Regions from separate parts of the Homo sapiens genome. Here region 1 is linked to region 2. A link is an interaction called in ENCODE POLR2A ChIA-PET data of the cell type or tissue named here. Cell type or tissue: A673. All regions are shown on one strand. Links, peaks and the distances in the headings refer to the core of each region. The heading gives the core; the rest is flanking DNA.

The links. Peaks named below come from ENCODE experiments on the same cell type or tissue, not always from the same donor. Only the 100,000 strongest peaks of a DNase experiment are listed, where the experiment ranks them.
Region 1: POLR2A ChIA-PET joins it to region 2 with 10 read pairs; 6 of 35 experiments call an interaction of 5 or more read pairs at or near these places.

The regions. Positions count from the first base shown.
Region 1 is chr1:37,989,724-37,999,089 of GRCh38, forward strand. It overlaps FHL3 (four and a half LIM domains 3), which reads right to left. Exons shown (of 6, transcript NM_004468.5): 3 at 9,251-9,366; 4 at 8,240-8,409; 5 at 7,961-8,147; 6 at 7,047-7,836. The coding sequence ends at 7,682. It overlaps SF3A3 (splicing factor 3a subunit 3), which reads right to left and starts at 299. Exons shown (of 17, transcript NM_006802.4): 1 at 147-299. The coding sequence starts at 242. It also overlaps the pseudogene RNU6-510P. RefSeq lists enhancers at 351-520, 912-1,457, 7,765-8,686 and a silencer at 6,894-7,188. In A673, for the core only: no CTCF peak of the experiment used is centred there; DNase peaks (open chromatin) are centred at 6,148, 6,508 and 6,778; H3K4me3 peaks cover 1,156 bases; H3K27ac peaks cover 2,500 bases.
Region 2 is chr1:38,053,763-38,066,891 of GRCh38, forward strand. The region is part of intron 1 of MIR3659HG (MIR3659 host gene); the gene reads left to right. Among named protein-coding and RNA genes, the nearest start is that of MIR3659HG, 13 kb to the left of the region's middle. RefSeq lists enhancers at 7,951-8,040, 8,271-8,330. In A673, for the core only: no CTCF peak of the experiment used is centred there; a DNase peak (open chromatin) is centred at 6,637; H3K4me3 peaks cover 104 bases; H3K27ac peaks cover 2,500 bases.

The DNA of each region.
Region 1 (9,366 bases), core at 4,981-7,480, 65 kb before region 2:
CCGGGAGGAGGTTACCAAGACCGGAGCTCGGAGAGGGAGCCCGGAGGAAGGCAGGGAGGTTCTGAGGGCCAAAGCAAGCTCTCAGAGGTCAAACACGGGATAGAGGCTCGTGCTCCTGCCGCAGCCTCTGCTCAGGCCCCACTCACCGTGGACTTCTTGGTGAGCATCTCTTTAGCCATGACGTCCATGAGCCGTTCCTTCTCCTCATGATAGCGCCGCTGCTGCTCCAGTATTGTCTCCATCTTCCCTTAGTCGCGGCTTCTCAATTCAGACCACCAACACGGCCGGAAGCAACTCCTGCCGCCCAGCGCGCCTGAGTCCCCACGTTGCGCATCAGGCTGCACCAAAGTTCCGCGAGTGCCGGAAGTGCCCCGGGACTTAAGAAAACAGGAGCACCACAAGGAAGGCCAGTCCATGTTATGGAGATGGCAACAGTGCCACCTGCTGGTGGGAGGTGTGGTGGAGCGATGCCGAGAGGTTCGCAGATGCCTCCAGGGGGCATAGGAAAACCCAAGAACCTGAGGTTCAGCGGACGGCTTCCTGCGGCTTGCTGGGGCCGGCTTGGCGGGCAGGTATCCTGTGTGGACTGCGCGAGCAGTTGGAGTGCGGATGGGAGTTGGGAAACCGGAACTTGAGGACGCAGCTTTCAGCATAAATTATGAGAACGTTTTCTCTTTCTCTGGACCTCAGCGTCTTTCTCAGGAAAATGGGAATAGTGGGGTTTTGCTGGTGGTGTTTTTAAAAAAATTCACATGTGAGGCCGGGCGCGGTAGCTCACGCCTGTAATCCCAACACTTTGGGAGGCCGAGGCGGGCGGATCACTTGAGGTCAGAGGTTCGAGACGACCAGGCTGGCTAACATGGTGAAACCCCGTCTCTACTAAAAACAAACAAACAAAAATTAGCCGGGCGTGATGGCAGGCGCCTGTAGTCCCAGCTACTCCGGAGGCTGAGGCAGGAGAATCGCTTGAACCCGGGAAGCAGAGGTTGCCGTCAGCTGAGATCGTGCCACTGCACTCCAGCCTGGGCGACAGAATGAGACTCAGTCTCAAAAAAAAAAAAAAAAAAGAAATTCACGTGTAGAAACGACTTGTCTATCGGCAGCGAATATGTTAAATAAAATACTGTGCATCCAACGAGATCAGGAGATTGAGACCATCCTGTCTAACACGGTGAAACCCCGTCTCTACTAAAACTGCAAAAAATTAGCCGGGCATGGTGGCGCGCGCCTGTAGTCACAGCTACTCGGGAGGCTGAGGCAGGAGAATCACTTGAACCCAGGAGGCAGAGGTTGCAGTGAGCTGAGATCATGCCACTGCATTCCAGCTTGGGCGACAGAGAGAGACTCCGTCTCAAAAAAAAGTAAAATAAAATAAAATAAAATACTGTGCATCCAAGCAGTGGAAGACCAGCTGTGAAATGACATACAGCCTTAAAAAAAATTCTGTCTATATATCTCCACTTGTAGGTAGAGAAATGCAAACATGTCCATGTGTTCATATGTTCACAGCGGCATTATTCATAATAGACAAAAACTGGATGCAGCCCAAGAGTCCATTAACTGGCAAATGGATAAAGTGTGGTATATCTATACAGTACAATGGAACATTATTCTGCAATAAATGAATACTACAATGATGAACCATGAAAGCATCATGCTAAGTGAAAGAAGCTAGACAGAAAAACAACAGTGTATGTCCAGATAAAACGTCCAGAACGGTGTTAAAAGAAAAACACTGGTGCTTGCTATGGCAGCACATATACTAAAATTGGAACCATACAGAGAAGATTAGCATGGCCCCTGCAAAAAGAAAAAAAAAAAAAAACACCGGTTATTACAGCTTGGTCTTTGCCTTATTTGAACACGGTTTGCATAGTTTGCCATGTTTGATTGGCCAAAACTCGGTGATTGGCAAAGAGTAGGCTATGGTCTGTTTACAACTCCATTTAGGTTATAGTTCACAATGTACAGAGAAACCTTTAGGCTAAATTTAAAATATGTAAGGAGGCAGCTTTAGGCTACAATTGAGTTAACAAAGGCAAATCTATGGAGGCAGAAATATGAGTGGTTGCTTGTGACCGCAGGTGAGATTGGAAGTGATTACAAATGCGCACAAGGAATCCATTTTGGATGGGTAGAAATGTTCTAAAATTGGATTGTGGTGATAGTTGCATAACTCTATTCATTTTATTAAAATTAATTGCTTTGTACTGTTAAAAATGGGTGAATTTTATGGTATATAAATTACACTTCAATAAAACTGTTAAAAACTCTGTATGAACTCATATGGAGAGATGGCCACACAAACTGAAAAAAGCTAGATGCACAAGTGTGTATAAAAATAGATGTGCAAAGAGATTATTTCTGTAAGGATATCCAAGTAACAGTAAACAGTGGTTGTTCCTGAGCAGACAGCCTTGGAGATCTGATATGGGAGATTTTTCTTTGTATACACCCCAAGCACAGCATAAAAAGTTATTCTTAAACATACTTTTTCAATTTAAAAATTAATTTAAAACTGAAAATACATATGTGCACATTTATGTTTAACAAAAAAGAACGAGGAGGACATAATGCATCACATTATTAGTAATTTACCTATTGTTCACTTTTTTCTTTTTTTTCTTTTTCTTTTTTTTTTTGATAGGGTCTCTCTCTGTTGCCCCAGGCTGGAGTGCAGTGGCATAATCATGGCTCACTGCAGCCTCCACCCCTGTGGCCCCCACAGGTGGGTGCCACCACCCTGGTTAATTTTTTATTTTTTTCCCACGCAACAAAAGCCACATTTAAAGTTTTGTTTTGGGAGTCTCGCTCTGTCGCCAGGCTGGAGTGCAGTGGCGCGATCTCAGCTCACGGCAACCTCTACCTCCTGTGTTCAAGCGATTCTCCTGCCTCAGCCTCCTGAGTAGCTGGGATTACAGGTGACTGCCACCACACCTGGCTAGTTTTTGTATTTTTAGTAGAGACGGGCTTTCACTATGTTGGCCAGGCTGGTCCTGAACTCCTGACCTCCGGGTGATCTGCCTGCCTTGGCCTCCCAAAATGCTGGGATTACAGGTGTGAGCCACCGCACACCAAAAAACTGCGAGGTTTTTTGTTTTTTGTTTTTTTTTGAGACAGGGTCTTTCTGTGTCATCCAAGCTGGAGTGCAGTGGCACGATCTTGGCTCACTGCAACCTCTACCTCCTGGGTTCAAGCAATTCTGCCTCAGTCTCCCTAGTAGCTGGGATTACAGGTGCGTGGCACCATGCCCAGCTAATTTTTGTATTTTTAGCAGAGATGGGGTTTTGCTATGTTGGCCAGGCTGGTCTTGAACTCCTGCCCTCAGGGTGATCCGCCCACCTTGGCCTCCCAAAATGCTGGAATTACAGGCATGAGCTACCACACCAAGCCAAGGTTTTTCTTTTTTTTTTGAGACAGGGTCTTGCCAAGCTGGAGTACAGTGGCACAATCTTGGCTCACTGCAGCCTCGACCTCCTGGGCTAAAGCTATCCTCCCACTTCAGCCTCCTGAGTAGCTGGGACTATAGATGTGCGCCACTACACCCTGCTAATTTTTGTATTTTTTGTAGAGATGGGGTTTTTTGCCGTGTTGCCCAGGCTGGTCTCAAACTCCTGGACTCAAGCGATCTTCCTGCCTTGGCCTCCCAAAATGCTGGGATTATAGGCATGAGCCACCAGACCCGCTGTAATTTTTTAAAAATTTTTACTAGAGATGAGGTCTCACAGTGGTGCCCAGGCTTGTCTGCAACTCCTGAGCTCAAGCAATCCTCCTGCCTTGGCCTCCCAAAGTGCTGGGATTATAGGCGTGAGCCACCGCACCCAGCCCAATTTTTCTACAGTAAACATGCATTACTTTTTGTTTTTAAAAGTTTGAAAGCAGGCTGGGTGCAGTGGCTCACGCCTGTAATCCCAGCACTTTGGGAGGCCAAGCTGGGAATTTCGCTTAAAGCCAGGAGTTCTAGAACAGTCTGGGCAACATAGCGAGACCTCATCTCTACAAAAAATAAGAAAATTAGCTGGGCTTGCTGGCATTTGCCCGTACTCCCAGCTACCTGGGAGGCTGAGGCGGGAGGATCACTTGAGCCCAGGGGTTTGAGGTTACAGTGAGCTATAATCTTCAAGCCTGGGTGACACCCTGTCTCAAAAAAGAAAAAAAAAGTTTGAAAAAACGGAGGCTGGGCATGGTGGCTCACGCCTGTAATCCCAGCACTTTGGGAGGCCGAGGCGGCAGATCACGAGGTCAAGAGATCAAGACCATCCTGGCCAACATGGTGAAACCCCTGTCTCTACTAAAAATACAACAAAATTAGCTGGGCATGGTGGCGCACGCCTGTAGTCCCAGCTACTTGAGAGGCTGAGGCAGGAGAATCACTTGAACCCGGCAGGTGGAGGTTGTAGTGAGCCGAGATCGCGCCACTGCACTCCAGCCTGGCGATAGAGTGAGACTCTGTCTCAATAAATAAATAAATATAAAATGGAAATAGTGACCTGTGTTTTGCCCACTCATGAGGGTGTTATGGGGATCTTATTTGTATATCGGAAATTTAAGCAGGACTGCCAAGCTTAGGGAAAGGACCCAGTCACAACTCATCTGGGGCTTTTCCTGGGACATTAGGAAAGAGGTAAAGTAGAAATCTCCATTCAGGGAGTGGGGAGACTCAGCAAATGTTTTTTGTTTTGTTTTGTTTTTTGGGGGGTATAAACTTGGAGAGCTACTGTATTTCTTGAATACGAGATGCCATCAAATGTAAAACTCAGTATTATTTTATGCTTTACTAAGGAAGAGAGAAAAAATTGTCAATTAAACAATGACACACCTTTGATTATATGTCTGGGTTTCTTTTTTTTTAAGACGGAGTTTTGCTCTTGTCCCCCAGGCTGGACTGCAGTGGTGCTATCTCGGCTCACTGCAACTTCCATCTCCGGATTCAAGTAATTCTCCTGCCTCAACCTCCGGAGTAGCTGGGATTACAGATGCCTGCCACCACACCCAGCTAATTTTTGTATTTTTAGTAGAGGCGAGGCTTCACCATGTTGTCCAGGCTGGTCTCAAACTCCTGACCTCAGGTGATCCACCCGCCTCGGCCTCCCAAAGTGCTGGGATGACAGGCGTGAGCCACTGCGCCTGGCCTTGATTATATGTCTGGGTTTCTAAGATGTTAAGTCTGAAAAATGTTTGTATTGAAATAAATCAAACAATTTTGTAGCTGCACATCTCTCACTTCCTGTTAGGTGGGTGGACCGCCTTACCACCACCATCCTCCAGTCACTGTGTCTCAAACCTGATGCCTTCCTGCCCCTAAATGTTTCTTCATCCCCACTCCAGGCAGCAAGTCTTGCCTTTTCCACTCGAGCTGCTACCTGCTGCAAGATGTCTCACCCGGACCACACTACACTAGCCTCCGAACCAGCCTGCTCATCTTACCCCTCCACTCCATTATTCATGCTGCAGCCAGCATGATCTGTCTACAACTCTGCTCATCACAGGCCCCTGCTTAAACAGTTCCATAGGCTGCATTTCCTGCAGGGTGAGGTCTGTGCAACTTGGCATTCGGCTTTTTAGGACCTGGGCTCTGCCTGCCATTTTACTCTCCTGGCACTTCCTCCAAATGGAATTACTTGCTACTTCCCCAAAGCACCGTATGTTCTCAGGCCTCCAGGCCTTTGCGCCAGTTGTTTTCTATGCTTGGACTGCTCTTCCTCAACAAGTATTTACTGAACACATAGTAAGTGCCGGGAGCTGAGAACGAGAGCGGGGAGCAAGGCAGGCAGGATCTCAGTCCTTAGGCTGGTGGGAGAGAGAAACAAATAAAACCGTAAGCATATGTGGTAATTATTAATTATAAACACACGTGGTAGGCATTCGTAAAAGTTTGTTGAAAATGTCGGGGAGGGAACTTAAGAGGGCGGGTCAATAGTTGCAGCAAACCACCGTGCACACGTATACCTATGTAACAAACCTACACGTTCTGCACACGTATCTTGAAACTTAAAGTAAAATAAAAAAAAAAAAAAGAAAAGAAAATGTCAACCATGGCTTCAGAAAGCGGTTAGAGTCCAGGATCTACCAGTGACTACCTATGTGACTTGGGGCAGCTGACTGCAGGCGTCTCCACCTCTGTGTAATGGAAGTAATAATGCCCGCCCACAGGACGGGAGGAATTAATATGAGATACATACAATCTGGCGGTTTCCGCCGGGCCGGAGGGGCTCTCCCACTCCAGGGCGCCGAGGGTCCGCCTGCCCAGGGCCGGGCCTCGCTGCAGGCAGCTGTGGGCGCCACTGTGTGCGCATACCTGCCCCGACAGCCGGACGGTCGGCCGAGCCCAGACCGCGGCAGCCAGGGTCAGGGACAAGGGACGTCGGACGCCGGGCGGGCGAGGGGAGCGTCGCCCCGCCCATCTCCCCACTTTGGGGGACAGCCCCCCTCGCTCATTCCCGCCTCCACCCTTGACTTGAATCACTGTTGGCGGGGGACGGGGCGTGACCCATTCATGCCGGGAATCGGATCCAGATGTTCCCGCGGCGTGTGCAGCTGCATCCTTGCCTTTTTTGGCAAAAAACGTGCGGCCGCGAGAGGATCCTGGGCCGCCCTTGCTAATCCTTGGGAAGAGGGGGAAGGGGGCTGAGAGGGTCTGGGCCCAGACTGGGGATCGGAACCAGGTCCTTGCTCTGCGGGCTTTGGGCAGGGCTGTTGGCGGAGGAGACTATTCGTACCAGCCAATTAAGGAACCCCACCGCCACCCTGGCTTTCATCTGGAACCTCCCCCAAACCCCTCCCTTCCCTACATGAGGGAAAAAGCCCTCTGCCAGCAGGGAGGCAGGACGAGCTCCAGAGGGAGGGTAGCTGTGGCGGGGATCCCCTTCATGGGGAGAGACTTCCCACCCCATGGCCCGGCCCCCCTCCACCCCACCCTGCAAGGATGAGGTCTAGCAGAGATTCTGAGCCTCCCAGTCTGCAAAAACCCTTCCTTCCCCATTATACCCTGAACACACACACACACACACACACACACACACACACACACACACGGAGGCCCCTGCTTCCTCACACCGCTTTATTGCAGAATCTGGAAGGGGGATGAGCCAATCTCACCCCTCTGCCCATCTATGGGCAAAATGGAGCTGAAATAAAATGAGAAGACACTCGGTGGCGACCTGCTGGGCAGCACCCTGTACCCTAGGGCCCCTTATCAGTGGGCTCCTGATCTGCTGCCCCCACAGCCTCAACCGCGGGGATGGGGTGGGGCAGGTCAAGCCTGAGAACAGTCCACTTTCAAGGACTTCCCAGGCACCCATAGGAGACCTGAAACCTATAAAGAGAAGTCTAGATTTAAGGGGGCCTAAGTCCCAGAGTCCAGGTTTGGAGGGCTCGGGTCTAGAGCCCTGATTTGGGGAGAGGACTCAGTCTGGGAACCCAGACTGCAGGGGAGAGGGTGAATTCTGGAGTCCAGGTGTGGGGAGGGGGCTTGACTCATGGAGGCTCTGTAAGAGCCCAGGTTTGGGGCCCTGGGTCAGGGAGTACCAGTTTGGGGATGCTGGAGTGGGGAGACAATCCTGGAGCCCAGAAGGAGACCCATTTTTTTTGGCGGGGGGAGCTGAGTCCCAGAGGTGGTTTAGAAAAGGAGCCACAGTCCTGGGCCCGTGGTATGGGAAAGCCTGGGTCCAGGAGCCCTGGCTTAGGGCCCTGCCTGGCTACAGCCCTGGCAGAGCACTTGGTCTCCATCCGGTACGAAGCCCTGGCCCACCAGGGAGGTAGAGCAGCGGGCGCAGGAGAAGCAGTTGTGGTGCCAGTGTCGGTCTTCAAAGGACACATACTTGCCTCCACCGAGTCCTGGAGGGAGGCTGGAAGTTAGCTATGCAGATGTGGGGATGGTCCGGCCCTCAACCTCACCCAATACCACATCCCACTCCCTTGCCTGCACCCTACCCACTCCGTTCTTTGACCCTTGTCCCACCTACGATGGGGCGCTTGCAGCTGCTGCACTTAGGTGCAAAGAGTTCTCCAAAACAGGCCACACAGTAGGGATCTTCATCCCGGGAGGTGAACTGCTGCCCTGCCAGGGGCGTCTGGCATCCGGTACAGACCAGACATTCTCGATGCCACGGCTGATCACGGTATGTCACTCCACCCTGTGTCAGCGTCTGTGGGGGCAGCATCCATTAGTAGGTATGAGTGGGGATTCCCACCCCACAACAGGCCTCACTCACCCCCACCTGGCTGGCCCAGCCCCCACCTTGCTGCAGCGGGCGCAGCGAGGAGCAAACTTGTTCTCATAGCAGGGCACGCAGTAGTGAGCACCCTTGTCGGGCACAAAAGAACGGGAGCCCAGTGGCTGTTCACAGCCACTGCACAGGAAGCAGTGCTCATGCCATGTCTGGCCTCCATATTCCAGCTTCCGGGACCCTGTGGGGAACAGGGGTCCCATTTAGAGGTTGTGTCCCATGCTCCTGAGGGCCACCCTCTGTAACTTCCCCAGGAGTCTCCACTCCTCTCTCAGCGTGAGCAGGGTGGTGTCCGTGCACATGCAGCAAGAACCCCCCCGCCCTATGTATATTACACATGCTAACCTCTCCCCAGACACCGGACATGATGACCCAGCTAGACACGAGGGTTTTGGCCTATGTTAAGCCCCCATATGTCCCAGAGATGACAATTTCAGCACACATCAAGCCTCCATGTAACAGTCATGAAGTCTCACTAAGAGCTAAGCCCTCATATAACAGATGTGATGATTTTAGCACTCACATGGGACCCCACATGTACCAGGCAAGTAAGTATCTGCCCACACAAAGTTCTAATGCCCTGGGCATGACAGGTTCGGTACATGCTAAGCCCTCGCATCTCCTCGGCACACCATTCTCCATAGGTGCTGAGTCCCAGCATTTCTATTAGGCATGCAGGTCCCCACACATGTTAAGCCCTCTGTTTATCTGCTTCTGCATACATTAAGACCCAATGCAACAAGCATGACAGTCTCAGCACACCTCTAGTTCCTACCTGTACTAAACATGCAGATATTCACACATGCTAAGCCCCCAAGTATGTATCACATGTGTCAATCTGCCTGTACATAGTAGCCCCCAGGAGTATACCAGGCAAACAGATCCCGTATATACTAAATTTCCAGAAACATGCTGTGTATGCAGGTCTTTACACAGACCAAGTCTCCATGTATCAGACAGACACATGCAAAGACCCTACGCAGATGCCAGTTCTCACACAAGATGAGCCCCTGAACACATACCAGGCATGACAGTCTCCCCACAAGCGGAGCACTGCGAGGAAAACGCACTGCAGTAGCAGTCATTGCAGAGCAGCTCACTGTCCTGGCAGGTGAAGGGTTCATCGGCTAGTGAGCGC
Region 2 (13,129 bases), core at 5,624-8,123:
GTAGTAATTACCTTCACATGACCCAGTAATCATATTCCCTGGGTGTTGAGCAGAGCATGTGTGTACGGGGATGAGGTCACAGGACTTTCCCTTCCCCTCTAGTCACAGAGTGTGAGGTTTGAGGTGGGATTTAATGGGCCTGGTCCTTACATCAACCCACATTTTCCTCTAACCACCCCCACCTCCCTCTCCCAATATAGGGTCAGCTTGGCTAGCCTGGGCATCACCGTTTGCTACTCCCCAGATGGCACAGGTGCCCTGTACTCCTGTACATGTGCCTCGTTCATCATCCCACTGTATGTCTCCCCACGCCTCCAATGTAGTAGTCTAGCTTGTAGTCAGGGGGAAGAATGGAATGATACAACTACTTGGCTTTTGCAAGGTGGGAAGGTCTGGGGAGAGTTGTCTGGGCTCATTGCTGACCTTTCTCAGCTTTCTTGGGGGGTAGCAGGTGGAGGGTGGAAGTGGTGAAGGAGGATTTAGGAATTATATTTTCCCAGGGACCTCTCAGCATCTTTATATATCTCTCGTGGCAGACATCTGTCTGAGCTTAGGGTAGCATCTGCCTAGGCTAGGGACAACATCTGTTTGAGGCTGGGACACCTGGCTGAGCCCAGCACATTATCTGGCCCTGGGACAGCTTCTGTCTGAGCTCAGGACATGTGTTTGAACCTGGCACAACATCTGTCTGGGCCTGGTACATCATCTTCCTGGCCTGGGGGCAATGTCTGTTTGAGCCCTGGATGTGTGTTTAACTTGGGGACGTCTGCTGGGCCTGGAACAATACCTGTCTGAGCCTGGGGATGGACTTGTCATTGCAGATAAAATCACCCCTGAGCCTCAACTTTGGTTTGTGGCTGAACACAGAGTGTGTGCAGGGCTCATGTCCCTGTTCTCCTTTCTACCGAGGAACGGGATCTTAGGTGGAATGCCTCAGTTTACCTTCAATTGTAGGTCCATTGGCCTGGTTGCTCTGGGTACCTCGAGCACTGGACAAAGCCTACAACCCCAGTGGCTCTGGGAAACCAAAGTCAAAAGAACGCATGAGGGGATCGATAGGTTATAAAATCCAGTGACCGGTCTAGGATGATTCTCCCTTTCTCCAATCCCTCATCTAGGTACTTGAGTCAGGTCACAGTGTTCCCACTAAGACACAATTTGGACATGTCACTTTGCACTTGGCTCCTGAGAACCCTTCTATTTATTTATTTATTTATTTATTTATTTATTTATTTATTTATTTTTTGAGACAGAGTCTCACGCTGTTGCCCAGGCTGGAGTGCAGTGGTGCAATCTTGGCTCACTGCAACCTCCGCCTCCCGGGTTCAAGCTATTCTCCTGCCTCAGCCTCCCGGGTAGCTGGGACTACAGGCACCCACCACCACACCTGGCTAATTTTCCTGAGAACACTTCTATTGCTCCCTGTTATGTACATCATCAGGCCCAAAGTCCCTGGTAATCCTGTCTCTGCTGACCCTCTGAATCCAGCAACACTGAGCTCTGTTCCTGCAAACACACGGGGCCCTCCGAGACCCCTTATCTCCACACACATGGTTCCCTCTCCTGGGAATGTCCACCATCTCTGCTTTACATTCTTCAAATCCCAGCACAAGGGTCACCAGCCCTGGGAAGTTTTCCCCTCTAGACTAAGCCACAGCCTCTGTCCTGCTTCCACAGTCCATTTGTGCATTAGCATTTACAGGCCTATATTGTCATTAATTCTTTGTGTGTCTGTCTCTCCCATAGGACTGTGAGCTCTGGGGCTCCGGGACTGGATCTGCTTCACCTCTATCCCCCAGCACCCAGCTCAATTCCCGGTCTATAGTACTCACCAATAAAGAATGCCTGTTGAATGACCATAGGTTGTGCCCCTGTGATCTCATTTCCTTCTTTTTTAAAAATGAGGGCTTAGAGGGATACTGTAGACACTGGTTTGCAGTCTCAGAAGAAGTGGGCTTCAGAGAAGAGGGCATGTCTTTTTCATACCTGGTTGGTTGACTGTAGCCAAAAGCGCTGGGTAATGGACCCAGAGTGCCCTGGACAAGAGCCTGGTGGAGGCTTGTCCTGCCCAAGGTTCTTTATCGGTGAAGTGAAGTGAAGGTCAGGGGGCAGCAATGAATCCAGACATAATAGCCTCTCTGTGGGCTGCAGGGATGGGACTAAGTCTAATAAGGAGGACTGTGTCGGGCAAATGTCAGGACCTTGACCTGGGACCAAACCCAACTCCTTGGGGGCAGGTGGGAGAATAGAGGCCTGGCTCAGCACGAATGGAGAAGTTACAGGGTTCCTAGGTATGCTCGTCTTGCCAGAGAGAGAAAGTCACAAAAAGTTTTATCAATATCAACGTTGTATCCAGAGCAAGGTGCTCTCACTGGTCAGGACACCCTGGCACCTGGCCAGCTTCAGAGGGACATGGATCCCTAGGAATGTGTATGGGGAGAAAGGCCAGAATAGGGGGGCATGTGGAACCATGAAGAGGTAGCTGAGAAGTGAATGTTCCGAGGACATGGTCTCTGCTTTTGTGTCTTTTATTCCACCAAATAGGAATATCTTTATGTTTTTGCTGATGATAAAAACAATACAAGCTCATTTGTAAACACTAGAAAAGTAGTATACAAAATAGAAAATGGAAGTCCTCCATCAGCCTCTCTGCCTCATTCCTCATAACTACTCCTGGTGGCTATATCTTTCCAGACCTTTTTTTTGTGTGGACACACAGTACTTAATAATAGTAGCTTAGGTTTATTGAGGGTTTATGATGTGCAGGTACTGTGCTAAATGCTTCTACCTGAATTTACGCATTGCATCCTCACAAAAACATTATGGGTTAGCTGCAACTATTATTCCCATTTTACAAATGAAGAAACTGAGGCTCAGAGAGTTGAACTCAAACTTGCCAGGGTTATCCAGGTAGTAATCTATATCGTTATCTGTGGATCTATTATGTACAGATATATAGATAGATAGAGATATGAATTCTTTTGGCAGAAGATGGGACCACAGTGCATATAGTGTTTTATAGTGTTTTGTAACTTGTTCTTTTTTGTTGTTGTTGTCGAGACGGAGTGTTGCTCTGCTGCCCAGGGTGGAGTGCAGTGGCGCAATCTTGGCTCACTTCAACCTCCACCTCCTGGATTCAAGCAATTCTCCTGCCTCAGCCTCCCGAGTAGCTGGGATTACAGGTGCCTGCCACCACACCGGCTAATTTTTGTGTTTTTAGTAGAGATAGGATTTTACCACGTTGGCCAGGCTAGTCTCGAACATGTGACCTCAGGTGATCCGCCTGCTTTGGCCTCCCAAAGTGCTGGGATTACAGGCGTGAGACACCGCACCCGGCCTGTAACTTGTTTTTTTAAATTAACAATGTTTTTGGATGTGTGTCTATTTTTTAATACATCTTATCCACTTTACCCTTTTGAAATGGCTGTACAGTATTCATTGTGTTGATGCACTGTAATTTCTTTAAAATCTACTGATGGACATTGAGATTGCAGCTTCTGCCTCTTGTCTGCAGGGCTGTCCTGGGTCCCAGGGAGTAGATAAACTCTTTGTGACCTGAAGGAGCAGAGTTCAGATCAAGCCATGGACATTTTAGGGAGCCAGTGTTCGGGTTCCCCATTCTAAGGACCACCTTGTCAGAGACTAAGCTCCCTGACTCTGGAGGAATTGAGTAAAGGCAGAGTAGCTGCTCTCAGAAATGCCGCAGGAGGATTTTTGTATCAGGCTATGCTTTGGGGGGAGCGTGGGTGGGGCCTGAGGTATAGGGAAAGGAGCGCTGGTTTTACAGCTTGGAGACCTGCTCAAGTCCCTGTTCTGGCTCCTGGCAAACCTCCCAGTGCTTCAGTTTTCCCCATCTGTAAAATGAAAATAGAGTACCACAGTAGTTCAGATCATGGGCTTGGAGCCAGGCAGACCTGATTCTGAGTGTAGGTGCTGCCTCTTACCAGCTGTGTGACCAGGGGCAATTTGCTTAAACTGTCTTAGCTATACTTAACTTTAACCCAGGAATACAATACAAATAGTTGTGTGTGTGTGTGTTTTGAGACAGGGTCTCGCTCTGTTGCCCAGGCTGGAGTGCAGTGACGTGATCACAGTTGACTGCAGCCTTGACCTCCTGGGCTCAAGCGATCCTCCCACCTGAGCCTCCTGAGTAGCTGGGGACTACAGGTGCATGCTACCACACCCAGCTATTTTAAAAAAAGATGTTTTGTAGAGATAGGGCCTCATTATGTTACCCAGGCTGGTCTTGAACTCCTAGGCTCAAGCGATTTTCCCACCCGGGCCTCCCAAAGTGTTGGGAATATAGGCATGGGCCACCACACCAGCCTACAAATAGTTTGTCCTTACATTTCAACTAATTTTTTTTTTTTTTGAGACGGAGTCTCGCTCTGTTGCGCAGGCTGGAGTGCAGTGGTGTGATCTCGGCTCACTGCAACCTCCGCCTCCTGGGTTCAAGCAATTCTCCTACCTCAGCCTCCCAAGTAGCTGGGATTACAGGCGCCCACCACAAGGTCCAGCTAATTTTTTTATTTTTATTTTTAGTAGAGATGGGATTTCACCATGTTGGCCAGTCTGGTCTGGAATTCCTGACCTCAGGTGATCCGCCCGCCTTGGCCTCCCAAAGTGCTGGGATTACAGGCATGAGCCATCGTGCCTGGCCTCAGCTAATATTTTTTATCACCTGTTTTCGCCCAAGCATTGAGGATATAGCCATGAAAAAGATAGACAAAGCCACTGTCCTCAGAGAATGTACATTCTAGAAGAGGAGGGAAGAGAATCAGACAGGAAACAAATAAACAGTTTCACAGAAGATGACTACAGATTATACTAAGAGTTTTGAAGAGACTGCATCGGATGCTATGATAGAGTTGCTGGAGGGGCCCAGATGCAGTTGGTTGAGAAAACCCTCCCTGAGGATGTGACATGGGAGCTGAGGCCTGGGGATGAGAAGGGCCAGTCACACTGAGAGCCATGGAAAGAGCGTCCTGGCAGGGAAGACTGTGAGGTGCCAAGGTGTCCTTGTGTGTCCAAGGAACAAAAGGCAGCTGATGTTGCTGGAGCAGAGTGGCAGAGGAGAGAGCAGCTGGAGCTGAGATCCAAGAGGGAGGTGATGCAGACCTAGCAGGCCCTTGTAGAACGTGGTCAGGAGTCTGATATCCTGCTAAGGGTGAATTTCTACCTCTTAGGGTTCTCATGAGGGTTCAATGAGATATGCATGTTTGGGTTTCCCCAGAAGCAGATCCCAAGATAAGGATTTGAACACATGCAGGAAAGTGATTCCAGGAAATGCTGGTAGGGAGTGGGCCTGTGAGACTGGGAGGGGAGGAAGCCCACAGAGAGAGCCTCTTGGAGCAAGTTGCAAGTTACACTATGGGTAACTGGACCACTGAGGATCACTGGGCGCCTGTGTTGAACACACTTCTGAGAGTTACCCCACTTGCTAGATGAGGAAGCCAGGTCATTTATCTACTGTCATGTCAGTCATTCTGGGGGTTGGGGTGAAGGTTAATTCTCTAGCACTCTGAGCCTGCCTTGGGAGGGCAGAGCAGGCTCCTGGAGACCAGAAGAAGCCCTCAGGCAAGGATGCAGCTGCAGGCAATTTGAAGTCAGGCTAGAGTACACTGAAATGGTAGGGCCTGGAGGAATGGGGGTGGAGCGCCAGCACTGTCTGCTACTCATGGAGAGCTTGTGGCATAGGAAGCACCCTATCGATGATAGTAATTATTGCTGATAATATTAATGGTAGTTTTACTAATGATTATTGTCATTGTGAGGGTTAAATTGGAGGATATTAATCATAGCTCACATATATTGGGTTCTTATAGGTGCCAGCAGTAAGCACTTCTAAGCACTTTACATGCTATCTCATTTCATACCTGTAGTAGCTAGTATGTAGGAGAATGCATGATGTGTGGCAGGCAGTCAGTAAATCGCTGTTTCTTCAAACTTGGAAGTTCTAGAACTTCAGGTGATGAATTTGGGACTGTTCAATGGACCCCTAGATGCTGAGGGTTCTTGTCCCAAACCTCCTGAGCTACAGGCAGCCTCCCTGGTGCCTTGAGATGCTGACTCAGCAGAGAAAGATGTAAATTCCTACCTTGGTTTGCATACAATTTACACATATTTATTTATGAGTGTCTTTGATTAATGTCAAAGTGCCTGTGTGATTTTTCTGCCAGGCTTCTGGGCCCTGCAAGGGCATGGCTGGCATCAATGTGGCTGCAGGCTCCGTGTGAGCATGTGGGGGTTCTCGGGTGGCCTGAAAGTGACAGCCATGGGTAGTGGCTGGCAGCCATAGGTAGTGGCTGGCAGCCATAGAGGGCGTGGTGAGCAGCCTGGAGCCTGTTATTCTAGCGTGATTTGGGCAGCTGGTGTGAGTCGGGGATGTCTGTTAGCATGTGGCAGGGTCCAGCCAAGGGACTGGGGGCAGGTCAGGGCTCCAGGCACTGGGGTGAGTGACTGTGGGCCCACAGTTGGCCATGGTCTTGGAGGAGCCTGGGTGGCGGCCACATTTTCTGGGTGGGAACTCAGACCCAGGGAGCCAGGACAAGCTCAGGTTCTAGGACTCATGGTGGTGGGAAAGGCTTCCAAACAAGGCAGAGCTCAGAGGCTGTCTCTGCAGAGTGCCTGCCCCCCGGGGCTGCCCAGGGCAGGAATCCTCTGCTTAGAAGCTCTGAGAAAGGGAGTGCTCTCTGCAATCAAGGCCTGGGACAGGAATTGAGAAAATCTGCCAATCAGCAAGAATTTTCTGTGTGCTGGCAGTGCCCAGCCCTGTGTCTGGAACTGTGGAGAAGATCAGTCCTAGCCTGTAAACTTTGGCAGGAGAACTGGTGAGATAAGGAGGGAAGGGCAGACCCCGACCTTGGTGGAGGCTCTGTGCTTGGCACCATGCGGTACTTACACCCATTATCTCCTTTAATCCTCACAAGAGCCCAGACAGGCAGTTAATGTCATGTCTCCTCATTACAGGGGAGAAGCAGGGATCAGAGAGCTGTAGTAACTTGCCCAAGGTCACACAGCAAGTAAGTGGAGGAGTCTAGATTTGAACCCAGCTCTGTTTCATTCCAGAGCCCAAGCACTTGACCAGTTTATTCTGCCTCAGCTAGGTGTAAAATAAGGATAAAACCAAGATCATTTAGTTTTTGTGAGTTAAATGGGCTCAAGTGTGTGGACAGCTTAGCATGGTGGCTGGCACACAGTAAGTGCTCAGTAAAAGTGTTTTTTTCTTAAGTGGTACAGCAAGGATTCTTAAATCCTGGTTCATTGCACCCTCGTGTTTGCATGGTACTGTGGTTTTTGCCAAGGCCAATTGGGAGGGCAGACGGTTGGGAACAGAGCATGACCTCTGCTGTGAGTTGAGTGAGCCCTTGTCATGCAGGGACACTGACAGCCATCAGCAGATGGGTGGGACCACCTGCCAGGCCAGATCCTCTGTTGGCTCAAGGCCCAGCCCTGGATAGGGTAGGGACACTGAGGCTGTCTAGTCAGGATGGCCTGGATATACGTGTGTGTGTGTATGTGTGTGTGTGTGTGTGTTTATGGACTTGGTGAGGGTCCTGGACTAGAGAAGGAGAGACAACTTTGGGAAGTGGGGAGCTCTCCCAGCAGGCAATGGTCAGAGCCCTTTCTTATTTCCAGCTGCAGAGATCTAAATCAGGTGAGAGCCTGAACCATGTGAAAATGTGTGGGAAATCACTCCTGGCAGAGGGAACAGCAAGTGCAAAGGCCCTGCGGTGGGAATGAACTTAATGTGTACATCCACTTTCCACAGTAGCTGTAGAGACAATATTGACTCCAATTCTCCAGTATTTGATGTAGAGGAGCTAAGTGGGGGCAGGATTCATTTATTCCTTCAACAAACATTTAGTGCCTGCTTTGTGCCAGGCACTATCCTAGATGCCAGTGGCTAACACTTATTTGGTGCTCACTGCTTCTAAGCACTTTATGTATATTATCTCATTTAGTCTTCACAGCACCACATTGAGTTGGGGAAGTCTGGGGAGACAGCTGGTCCTCCTCTGTTTCCTCTACCTTCTTCCCATCTCCCAGCCACCTCAGGTACCCAGTATGTGCCACCCAGGAAGACCAGGATCTCCACAGTGGGTGAGGTGGGGCAGTTCTGAGAACATGACTGCTGCAGGGTCTTTCCCGTCCTGACTGGGCCCTGCCTAAGCGCAGGCTGTTAGCCTCCTGGGAGCCACCCAGTGACAGGCTAGAAAGGGTGCTCTCCAGTCAGGCCTGCCTCAGAACATCCCCTCCCAGGGGGCTTCCAGTTGTACCTTCTCTGTTCCTTCTCTACCACTCAGCTCCTGGCCTCCCTCCAACCCATTTGTGTAGCTTAAGCCCTGTTTTTGGACTCTGCCTAGGGAGCCACGTTCCAGTTCAGGGCTGAGACTGCTGGCAGGGAGAAAAGAAAAACTTCCATTTTCTGATGGGGCAGTCCCCGAACACTCCCTGTGGTTTCACTAACTCTGCTGGAGGCAGCAGGGCGGTTCACACTGTGCCCGGCTGACTCTGTCCTTTCCTTACGATGATCAGCTCACAGGGCCTCAGCCAGGGCAGACTTTTCAGTTCCTAACTGCCCACCTGTGCCTGTGCACCCAGCTTGTGCCCATGACCTGGGCTCCTCACCCTCTTCCGGAGGAAAAGGGGCAGAAAAGATTAAATAGAAAATTGCTCAAAATTCAGAGGCCGTGGAACAGATCTGACAGTTCCAATAGACTTTGGTGAATAAATAAACCTGGAAAAAGGGGGTTTTCTGGGTGGGGTGAAGGAAAAGGAAGGTCTTGTATGATGGGCTACGCTAACCTGGAAACCATGGCTCCATCTGTCATTCCATTCATCCGTCTATCCATCTATCCAACCATCCATAATCCATCCTGCCTGCCTGCCTGCCTGCCTGCCTGCCTTCCTTCCTTCCTTCCTTCCTTCCTTCCTTCCTTCCTTCCTTCCTTCCTTCTCTCCATCCATCCATCCATCCACCCACCCACCCACCCACTGACTGCTTGCCTGATGCAGCCACCAGCTCAGTTATGCTTGTGGAGTAAGTGTGCTGGGAGCTCGTCAGTGTTTATGCTTTTATGACCCCTCTGTTTGTGCATTTCCTCTCCTCACCAGGTTTGTAGAGAGCTCCTTGTGAAGTGAAGTCCCTCCATCTCTGTAGAGCCAAGAGGAGGGGCTCTGTGTTGGCTGTGGGGTTGGCAGCAGCTGCCTGGCTTGGGCACCCTGGTTAGTGGGGAATCTTGCATGCTGCTGCCACTCCTGCTGCACCAGGCCTATGACCTTCAGTCCCAGCTGTGGAGTGTGCCAATGTGGTCGCCAGGTGAGCAGGGCCAGGGCTTTGCACTGCTCCAGGGGCAGGGCCTTGTTGCCTGGCAGCCTGCCCATGATGCTGAGGGGCTGCTGGCCTCCAGCCAGCACCAAGCTTTTAGAGTGATACAGTTGTATTGCTGCAGAACCTCTCCACACTACTATAGTAAACAAACAGTCTGGGGCCAGGCATGGTGGTTCATGCCTATAATCCCAGCACTTTGTGAGGCTGAGGCAGGTGGATCACCTGAGGTCAGGAGTTCGAGACCAGCCTGACCAACATGGTGAAACCCCATTGCTACTAAAAATACAAAAAATTAGCTGGGCGTGGTGGCACATGCCTGTAATCCCAGCTAATTGAGAGGCTGAGGCAGGAGAATCACTTGAACAGAGGTTACACTGAGTGGAGATTGCACCATTGCACTCCAGCCTGGGCAACAAGAACGAAACAAAAAAAAAAAAAAAAAAAAAAAGTCTGGGACTCTGGGCCTGCCTGGGAACCAGGAAGGATTGGGGTAGTTGCCATCTCTGTTCTTGGAGGGGTGGGTGGGTGGGCGAGCTTTGAACCCAGCAGCTGCTGTGGGCCTGAGAGTTGAGGCCAGTCCTCCCGACCCCAGCCAGACCTGGCTTGGACAGCAGATGTGGGGCAGCACACAGACTAGGCGGTGAGCTGTGTTGGCTGGAAGTGAAACTGCAGAGGGCCCAAAGGCAAAAGACCCAAATCAGACGGAGATAGAGATGCAGATAGAGCAGAGGGATATGGAGATTGAGGGGGTGAGGGGGGAGTGGGGGAGAGAGAGAGAGAGTCTCAGAAAGGCAAGACAGAGTCAGTGAGAGAGGGAAGATTCAAAGGACTGAGAAGAGAAGGATCAGGGGAGGGGAGTCCAGGGCAAGGGAAGAAAGCCGGTGTGGTGGGCTCAGGGAAGCAGGTCTTTCAAAGGCAGGGGATGCAGAGAGTAATGATAGCTTAATAAAAGCCCCCTCCTGTGTGGACAGCACCCTACAGCGAACAAACTTTCCCACTTGCCAAAACTCATTCAGGCCTCCTGATAGCCGGGCTGAGATGGGGTTGGAGATCTCCACGCTGCAGGATGGGGCGGGGAGCTGGAATTGGAACTGGGACTGGCTGGAGTGGGTAACACAGGGTGGGGGTGGTGAGTGGCTTAGAGACAGAGCCCCCAGCTGGGCCCAAGTCCCTGCAGTGACTGAGACTTCCCCAGCTGTGTTCCCGGGCCAGGCTTGTGCTCGCCATTCCTGCCACCATGACAGTGCTGCTTTGTTTCCTGGGAGGAGGTGCGTCGCTCTCAAGTCCCGGCTGCTGACTGTAGTGGATGCTGTGGTGCATGCTCAGATTCCCCTTCAGGTCTGAGGCGCTCGCTCCCCAGCTTCTGGGTGTGTGGGCTGTGGATGACTCACAGCTGAATCCGTCTCAGGGAATTGCCTTTGATGGAAGTGGGGGGAGAACCTTGCCCAGCGTTATTCCTCCTCCCTGGGGGCAGCCTGTATCCAATGGCCTATTGATTGTAGGAGTGGGGGAGTTGTACAAAGGCCAAGTCCCCTTGCATCAACTTGTGACACTACTGAAGGGCCATCCCAGTTCCAGAGGTCCTTGGGAGATTGGCTGAGGCCTTTGGTATGACTGCATGGCAGATCAATTTCTCCATTTGCCCAACCCTGCTTCCCTCGCTTCCTGTTGTTCTTGGGATTACTCCCCAGTAAACTCCCCCAGAAACGGTGAGGCTGTGAGATTAGACACCCAAGAAGGCCAAACTCTGGCCCCTAACAACAGAACTGGTGGAGAGATGTGAACTTGGAGCAGTTGTCACCTCTGAGACAACTCAGAGGTGGTACAGCTTGAGTGAGCAGAGCCTCCCTGGCCACAGATGCCATGTCCCATCCCCTAGCCATGGACCCCAAGGATAGGGGAGAGAAGAGGCTTACCCTGTGGGGCTGAGGATTGATCCTTGAGCCCAGCTTTGGAATTGGGACACCAGAGCCTGGGTGTTTCTCAGCCCAGAAGCCTTGCGTGACCTTGGGCATGCCCGCTCTGCCTTGCCAATGCCAATCTCACAGTCTCAGAGTATTTCCAGGGATTCTGACCTATGACACTAATGCTAACCATTGGACACCAGCCTGGACTCAGCTCAGCTCCCCTCCCTCACATCCTTGTTTTCTTTCTAATTCTTATTGACATCAGACAGGTATCTGTGTATCAGGGAGAAGTCGTAGTAGGAGGGAATGTTCATCCAGCCCTCCCCACCCTGGGCAAAACCCCTCTGTGCATTCCCAGAAGAAAATTCATAGAGAACTCGTCCCCTAGCGGGTAAGCTCAGAAGGGGCAGGGCCCTGTGCTGCCTGGCACATGAAAGGTGCTTGATGGTTTTGAGTGATGATGACTCTGGCACCTTTGTGCTCCACCAGAGAGGCAGGAGGTGTGGTGGTTAGGGTGCTGGAGCCAGACTGCCTGGTTCACATGCCAGCTCTGCCTGTCAGAAGCTGGGTGACCTTGGGTAATAAGGACAAAATGGGTTAATCTATATCAAAGTACTTAGAACACAAAATGGCCTGTGTTAGCTATTATCATTATTATTATTTTTTTAGTTGTAAGATAACACCTGATCCTCCAGGTTGTTTGGGCTGTAGATCCCATGTCTAAGAGATGCACACACACATAAGGAGTTATTTCCTTAGTGAACAAGGAGTCTCATGTGTTGCCCTGTATCCCTATAACCTCATGCAGTGCAAGCTCCTCACTTGGAAACTCTGCAGACAAGGCAGAGAGGGCTGGGCCAAGGTCATACAATGCTCTGGGCTGAGGAAGACCCAGGCCCTGGTGTCCAGTTCCCAAGCTGGGCTCAAGGCTCAATTCTCAGCCCCATAGCCTCTTCTCTCCCCTCTCCTTGGGGTCCATGGCTAGGAGACGGGACGTGGCATCTGTGGGCAGGGAGGCTCTGCTTGCTTAGGGATGGATTGTCTCAGAGGTGACAACTGCTCCAGGCTCATATCTCCCTCTGTATACCCAGTTCTGTTGTTGGGGGCCAGGGTTTGGCCTTCCTGGGTGTCTAAGGGATCAGATGAGAGGCCACTGAAGTTCGGAGGGTTAATCTCTGGCACTGTGCTTGCTGCACAGAGATTGCAGTGGTCAGGTAACTGTAAATAATAATACCAAACCATAACATTCACCCAGCACTCTCATTCCCTTCCTACCTCATTTACCCCCACGATGATCCCACGAAGTAGGACTTGCCCCTTCCACTGCTGCTAGCAGGGGCGGGACTCTAAGCCCTGCCCCTCTGCACCTGGGAACTGCCTCTTACTTGGTCTTCCTGCTGTCTCACTCCTGCCTCATTCGAGCTGTGCTATTTAGTACAGTCCCCACATGTAGCCAGTGGGTGCATGAAATGTGACTAGGTCAACTTGAGATGTGCTGTAAATACAAAATATGTACTGGTTTTTGAAGATGTGGTATAAAGAAACCAATGTAAAACATCGCTAATAGTTTTTTTATATAGATGACATGTTGAGATGATAATATTTTGGGTGAAACAAAATATATTATTGAAGTTAATTTCACCTGATTCCTTACTGTTTTTCATCTGGCCACTAGAAAATTTTAAATTATGCATGTGGCTTGAAACATATTTCTGTTGGACAGTGCTGCTCTGAAGTCTGTTATTCACACAGCAACCAGGGTTATCCTTTAAGATCTTGGTGATTATGTCCCTTCTCTGATCACAACTCTTTATTATTATTACTTTTCTTTCTTCCTTTTTTTTTTTGAGACAGAGTCTCACTCTGTCACCCAGACTGGAGTGCAGTG